2 separate regions of the Homo sapiens genome follow, and region 2 is linked to region 1. A link is a contact called in ENCODE Hi-C or POLR2A ChIA-PET data. All regions are on one chromosome and are shown on one strand. Each heading gives the region's core, a stretch centred on a gene start or an enhancer-like site at or near the end of the contact. The rest is flanking DNA. Distances are from core to core; before and after follow the strand shown.

What was found. Hi-C counts contacts between places; a loop is a spot of excess contacts on that map. ChIA-PET counts read pairs that join two places held with the same protein, here RNA polymerase II (POLR2A). Pooled maps may share reads with other maps.
Region 2: a loop to region 1 is called in a pooled map, with 4 times the contacts of the local background. The contact joins the promoter of H3-3B here to the promoter of RNF157 in region 1. A Hi-C loop is called at or near these places in 1 of 168 maps with a recorded cell type or tissue (posterior vena cava) and 2 of 50 pooled maps. POLR2A ChIA-PET finds 5 or more read pairs at or near these places in 4 of 52 experiments (Caco-2, HepG2, activated CD4-positive, alpha-beta T cell and 1 more).

The regions. Positions count from the first base shown.
Region 1 is chr17:76,238,268-76,241,742 of GRCh38, reverse strand. RNF157 (ring finger protein 157) reads left to right here and starts at 1,250. Exons shown (of 19, transcript NM_052916.3): 1 at 1,250-1,590. The coding sequence starts at 1,503. It overlaps LOC105371896 (a long non-coding RNA gene), which reads left to right. Exons shown (of 6, transcript XR_007065913.1): 6 at 1-881. RefSeq lists silencers at 1,076-1,145, 1,166-1,305 and an enhancer at 1,610-2,282.
Region 2 is chr17:75,777,980-75,781,454 of GRCh38, reverse strand. H3-3B (H3.3 histone B) reads left to right here and starts at 1,676. Exons shown (of 4, transcript NM_005324.5): 1 at 1,676-1,798; 2 at 2,271-2,408; 3 at 2,492-2,645; 4 at 2,732-3,475. The coding sequence starts at 2,281. The coding sequence ends at 2,860. RefSeq lists a silencer at 2,086-2,355 and an enhancer at 1,984-2,588.

The DNA.
Region 1 (3,475 bases), core at 1-2,500:
CAGCTACTCGGGAGGCTGAGGCAGGAGAATCCCTTGAACCCAGGAGGCGGAGGTTGCAGTGAGCTGAGATCACGCCACTGCACTCCAGCCTGGGCGACAGAGGGAGACTCCGTCTCAAAACACAGAAAAACAAAAACAAAATATAACCAGGAAAGACCTAGACTCCGTAAAATAGCTTTACAAACCTAATCAAGGGAACCAGACACCCCAAACTGTACTTCGAACACTGTTGAAAAGTTGTGAAAGTCATGTTCTAGCAGTTGAAATGTTTGCTGATCAGTCCACTCTCTCAGGAAAAAAAACACCAGACCCACAAAGAAAATAGAAGGTTTAAAACACAAATGTCTGTAATTAAGCAATGGAATGACGTCTTCCGCCGGCCCAAGCTTCCCACTGTTGTGTGTGTTTTTATCAACAGGAGCTCCCGGTTCTGCCTGGCCCGGTTCGCTTTCGCCTGCGTTGACTCTCTTGGCACTCAGGCCTTTCCAAAGTTTCCGGGGTCCCGTTTCCACGATACAGACAGAGGCTGGATGTCTTGATCTTATCCTCAGTCGATGTTCTCCTAACTTTAGGGCTACAAGGAGCCTTAAACAGCATGTATAGAGTTGGGAGCGCTTTGAATAGACGCACGTGAGAGGGAGGCGGCATCTTCCTAGCCGGTCACCAGCATTAACACGGGGCAGGAGACATGCGAATGCACCGTGGGACCCCTCTCCCTACCCCCCTGCATGAGATTTCCGAAGACCTCCGCCGGCCGACGCTGAGGGGCGGGGTTGGGAAGGCTTCCTCCAGGCGCGGGAGCAGCGGAGCGGGGACCGCCCGCTTTGGGACGCCCAGGACAATGGCGAGCGAGCTCCCGGCCAGTCCTCGCGGACCGCGGGAGGGGGCGGCTCCCTGCGCGGTAATCCGAGCCGGGATAAACAGGCGCGGAGGGGCGACGCGTCCCGGCCGGGTGCAGCGCTCGTCTCCTGGGGTCCCAGCTCCGGCCGGTCCCGCCCCGCCCCGCCGCGGGCACCCGGCCGCGCCCCCGTCCCCGTCGCGAGTCCCCGCCCACGCCCACGCCCCCGCCGCGAGGCCCTGGGCCGCGTCCACGCGCGCCGAGTCCAGCCGCGGCTCCCCGCGCGAGGCACGCGCCGCCGGCTCCTGCTGCAGTCCCGCGCTCATTGGCTGCTCCGGCGCGGGCGCTCCCGCCCCGCCTCGCCATTGGCTGGGGCCGCCGCGGTCCCCGCGCGGAGCGGCCGCTGACATCACGCGGCCTGAGGCGGCGGCGGCGCCCCCGGCCCAGACCCGCAGCCCCCTTGGCAGAGGCGCCGCCGCGGTGCCCGGCGGAGGATGGTGCGCGGCGCGCCGGGGGCTCCCCGCCGCCAGAGCCGCAGCGCCGCAGCGGAGCCGGCCGCGGCGGGCAGTCGGCCCCCGCACCGGGCGCGGGGCGGGCGGCCGCGGTGAAGCGCGGAGGGCGGCGCGGGCACCGGGGCCGGGCCGGGGCTGCAGCCGCAGCGGCCATGGGGGCCCTGACGAGCCGGCAGCACGCGGGCGTGGAGGAGGTGGACATCCCGTCTAATTCCGTGTACCGCTACCCGCCCAAGTCCGGTGAGGGCGGGCGGGCGCCGCAGCCGCGAGGAGGGAGAGGGGCAGGGGCAGGGGTCTGGGTCGGGACGGCCTGAGGGGGCCCCGCGGGTCTTCGGGGACTCAGTGGTTGCGGACGCTCCGAAACGGTCTTCGAGCGCGGGAGGTCTTCGAGAAGGCCGAGGTCTCCCCCGCCCCGGGCGAATTAGCCCAAGGGGCGTCCTGCCGGGTCTAGCAGGGTCACCGAGGGCACCGAGCCCCTCCACGGGAGGACGGGAGCGGCCTCCATTGTAATCGGCCCCGTGACGGGGACGCGTGCCCGCAGGGACCGAGGCTCCTGGGGAGCGGGGCTGCGGCGTCGTAGGCGAGGTCGGCGCCCCGCACGGACCCGGCCGGCCCGGCCCAAAGCCTACCTGCCTCGCGGGGTCCGAGGGCCGCGAGGGAGGCGACCTCGGCATCCAAACAGGCACTTGCGCCAGGTGCTATCCCTGCGCTGCCGTCTCCTGGCCTCTGGAAAGGTTAGAATTAGGTTTCTCCTGGAAAAGCTTCCATTGCCTGCTGAAGGATGGAAGCCAAACAGGCATTTGCAGTGCTGGTGCTTTTGCAGAGGCTGTCAGAAGCCGGGGGGTGGGGGGGGTGGTGGTGGTGGAAAGTAACAGAAATGTTTGGGAATCTGAGTATCAGAGTTACTCGGATTGCCCCTTTGCTAGCGTAGTGGCAAGCCTGGGTTTTGGAGTGGGACCAGCTCTGGGACAGGGCAGAGGTATTGGAAACGTATAGAAGTATGTTTGTTATTAGAATCATCCCTTCACTTAAATGTCTCTAGCCTCTGGATTGTGGTATCAGCATTGGAGGTGGAGGAGGATTTTGACAGCAAAGCAGAGAATCACAAGGTAGTTCAGTTATGTGAGCACCGGCCAGTATGAATTGCATGACCTAGCCGGTGTTTACTTTTAATTGCAAGTAGTTTTATTTTAATTAATTACTTTTAATTTTATTCTCAAGACTTCTGAGGATGAATGGCTGCGACATTCTGTCTGCTTAGGACCCGATGGAGATTTTGGTGATTTCGGAATGAGGTGTCAGAATTGGAGCAGAGCCTCGTCTCTTTTTGGTAGAATAGAGACATACTGAGATGAGCTGGTTTCTCAGCAGTGTGTCCAGTGTCTGCCAGGTGAAAGCAGGGGCCAGACGATGAACCTGCCCGCATCCCTGCAGAGTGTCTGCCAGAGCTGTGTTTCTCACTGCTTTTGTACCAAAGAATGAATCCTTGCAAAGATGAATATGGTGAAGAATTGTTTTAGAAAGGTCTAAGATAAAGCTGTGGGTCGTTAGTATTTTAATAAAGCTCTGACTGATTATGACTACATAAAATCAACGCTAACCAAGGCATAGATTTTGTTTTTTAATAGACAAAAATATTCTTAGGGCGGCATGAGGAAAACTTTTTAAAATAGACAAAAATATGCAGCAGTATTTGTGGGCTCTGTTTTTCTTAAACCACATGGCTTTTATTGATCAAAATATGGAGCATACTTTGCTGAGCTTGGAATTTTCAATAGTGTTTGCTGCCTCAGGAAAGTATTCACCGCTCTTTCATATGTGGGACTTAACATAGGTAAACCTCTGGAAGGCTGTTCCCCAAAGCATATTTGTACAAGTATGAATCTTGGGTGATGATAATAAAAAGACAATAGACCAAACCAAAACTTTTGTTAATTAGCACACTCAATAAATAATCCTCTCCTCTCTACCAGTTTTAAAAGTTTAACTGTAAAACTGTAATTCATGTTAAATCAGAAGTTATACATGAGAGAAGTCTTTATAGCAAGTGGACCACATTATTTCTGTTGAAGCTAAAACATAGAAAATAGAATCAGAACATCCTGTCTCTGTCAGCAAACCTTTG
Region 2 (3,475 bases), core at 427-2,926, 460 kb after region 1:
TTGTACTTACGTACTGTAATTCTCTGAAGGTCAGGCATGGTGGCTCATGCCTGTAATCCTAGCACTTTGGGAGGCTGGGGCAGAAGGATTGCTTGAGTCCAGGAGGTCAAAACTGCAGTGAGCCGTGGTCACTGCACCACTGCACTCTAGCATGGGTGACTGGGCAAGACCCCACTTCAAAAAAAAAAAAAATTACCGGCCAGGGGCGGTGGCCCATGCCTGTAATCCCAGCACTTTGGGAGGCCAAGGCGGGTGGATCACAAGGTCAGGAGATCAAGACCATCTTGGCTAACACGGTGAAACCCCGTCTCTACTAAAAATACAAAAAAATTAGCCGGGCGTGGTGGCAGGCGCCTGTAGTCCCAGCTACTCGGAGGCTGAGTCAGGAGAATGGTGTGAACCCAGGAGGCGGAGCTTGCAGTGAGCTGAGATCGTGCCACTGCACACCAGCCTGGGCGACAGAGTCAGACTCCGTCTCAAAAAAAAAAATTAATTTAGTTGAAACCTATGCATACCTGTATCTGCTACTTTTTCTTTTAATAGTTTAGAATATTTGCTGGACCAGCATCAGAACTATAGAGTAGAATGCCCAAGGCTCTATTTCAATTTTCTGGGCTTTGCTTGGCTAGTCTTAACCTTAAGCCTGCTATGGTATTTTATATACTTGAGGCAACTGAAGAACTGACTATTACAATCTACCCAAGACATTTACTTAGGCAAAGGTAGGGATTAGCATATTTACACATTTGTCATGTTTCTTCAGAAGTAATACCTGCCAGGATATGCTATTAAACAAAAGGGCACATATCTAGTTTAGTTATCTTTTGTTTATTCTTTATGGACATGCAAATACTATAGTAGGACTATTTACTTTCTAGCTGTAGTCATTTCATTCACTTGAAGTACATAATTCAAGTAACATGTTGCTTAGTAAGTTACCTCTTGTTTAAGCATATGGAAATCAAAAAATATTTTGTGACACCTTAAAAACATACAAAACAGTTCCTCTAAAATAATTTATTAACATGTTTATTTGTATTTATTATTTACCCCTTCCCACCCCACCAAGAGACCTGCTTTTTGTTAAAAATGTATGTGCATGATATATGAAATACTTGATAATATAACATGATTTACTGAATTCTAATTCTCACACTACGCACTTAACTATCAAAATATTATGAAAGGTAAATAATCCAGGGAACACATTTTATTTTACATCGGAAAATATTTACAAAAATTTTGTTAAAGTAGCCTCTCTGGGTGCATAGCATTCGCTTGATGCCTGTGAGTTTAGACTCCTGCTCATTCTGATAGAGACCAATGCAATTCATTTGCATTGACTTTCTATTGCAGAGCTTTGGAACCAAGGGAAGGATCCAAACATAGCTCCATTTTATCCAATCAGAAGGGCCGCTTAGTGCTAAACTCTGATTCGTCCATTCCTCTTTGCATCCATCCAATCATTAGGCCACTTTAACAGCCAATCAGCGGCGTAGATATGCACCAATCATGGAACAGTGCCGAAGCACGGCCTTTGTGTCGGGGGATGTCAGCGCGTCGGCGAAAGCGCCCACCAATAGAAAAAGTCGTTGGTGTATGCAAATAAGGGTTCTATGACGCAGAGACGCAGCGTGAAGCGTGCCTATAAAAACGGAGGCGACGCGGGGGCTTGGAGCGCAGAGCGGTTTGGTCGTTCGTTGGGCGGTGCTGGTTTTTCGCTCGTCGACTGCGGCTCTTCCTCGGGCAGCGGAAGCGGCGCGGCGGTCGGAGAAGTGGCCTAAAACTTCGGCGTTGGGTAGGCGTTCGTAGGTTTACCCGCGGCTTCAGGTTCTGCCAACCGTTGGCGCCGCGCGCCGCGGCCGTTGGGAGCCGAGCGGCGGGGGCTGCTCGGGCCGCTGGCGTCGGGTCGGGTATGGGGCCGGGAGGTTTCCCCTTGGGGCTTTGTTCCGGAACTGTGTCCCCGCCTTTTCCCGGCGGTGATTCAGAGGTCCCGACGCCGGGTTCCGGGCAGTCGGGCCTCCGCCCGTCGAGGAAGGGAAGTGACTCCTCCCCGCGCTCCCCCTCCCGGGGGAGGCTGCCGCTCCTCGCAGCCTGAGTCATTAGGGGAGGGGGAGGAGGTTGGCGGCCCTCGGCCATCTGCTGCCGCGAGGTGGGGCGCGGGGAGGCGGGAGGCCCGGCGGTGGGGCCAGGATCTGTTCCTCCCCCCGCAGCCCTGGGGGGCGGCCCGGGTGAGCGCGGCGGCCTTATCTTCGGGGCGTCTTTCTTAGGTGAAAGAAAATGGCCCGAACCAAGCAGACTGCTCGTAAGTCCACCGGTGGGAAAGCCCCCCGCAAACAGCTGGCCACGAAAGCCGCCAGGAAAAGCGCTCCCTCTACCGGCGGGGTGAAGAAGCCTCATCGCTACAGGTAGGTCGGGCGGGGGAACAATGGCCCGGCGGTGGCCGGCTTTGTGCGGCAGCGTCCGCTCACTCCTCCCCTGCTCGCTGCAGGCCCGGGACCGTGGCGCTTCGAGAGATTCGTCGTTATCAGAAGTCGACCGAGCTGCTCATCCGGAAGCTGCCCTTCCAGAGGTTGGTGAGGGAGATCGCGCAGGATTTCAAAACCGACCTGAGGTTTCAGAGCGCAGCCATCGGTGCGCTGCAGGTAAGACAAAGGCCTGGAGCCGGGGGAGGGCTGGGCGGTTTCCGCTCCCCGAGTGGGATTAATAGTGCGGCTCTCGTCCTCAACAGGAGGCTAGCGAAGCGTACCTGGTGGGTCTGTTCGAAGATACCAACCTGTGTGCCATCCACGCTAAGAGAGTCACCATCATGCCCAAAGACATCCAGTTGGCTCGCCGGATACGGGGAGAGAGAGCTTAAGTGAAGGCAGTTTTTATGGCGTTTTGTAGTAAATTCTGTAAAATACTTTGGTTTAATTTGTGACTTTTTTTGTAAGAAATTGTTTATAATATGTTGCATTTGTACTTAAGTCATTCCATCTTTCACTCAGGATGAATGCGAAAAGTGACTGTTCACAGACCTCAGTGATGTGAGCACTGTTGCTCAGGAGTGACAAGTTGCTAATATGCAGAAGGGATGGGTGATACTTCTTGCTTCTCATGATGCATGTTTCTGTATGTTAATGACTTGTTGGGTAGCTATTAAGGTACTAGAGTTGATAAATGTGTACAGGGTCCTTTTGCAATAAAACTGGTTATGACTTGATCCAAGTGTTTAACAATTGGGGCTGTTAAGTCTGACCATACATCACTGTGATAGAATGTGGGCTTTTTCAAGGGTGAAGATACAAGTCTTAACCACAGTGTAACTTACAGTTTCCTTTAAAAAAAAAAAAAGTAAACCTGGCAGCTATAGAATACACTATGTGCATTTATAATAGCTATTTTATATATTGTAGTATCAACATTTTTAAATTAAATGTTTTACATTCACAAGTGGTGGGGAGTCTTGTCATTAAGGTGTGTGTAATTTAGA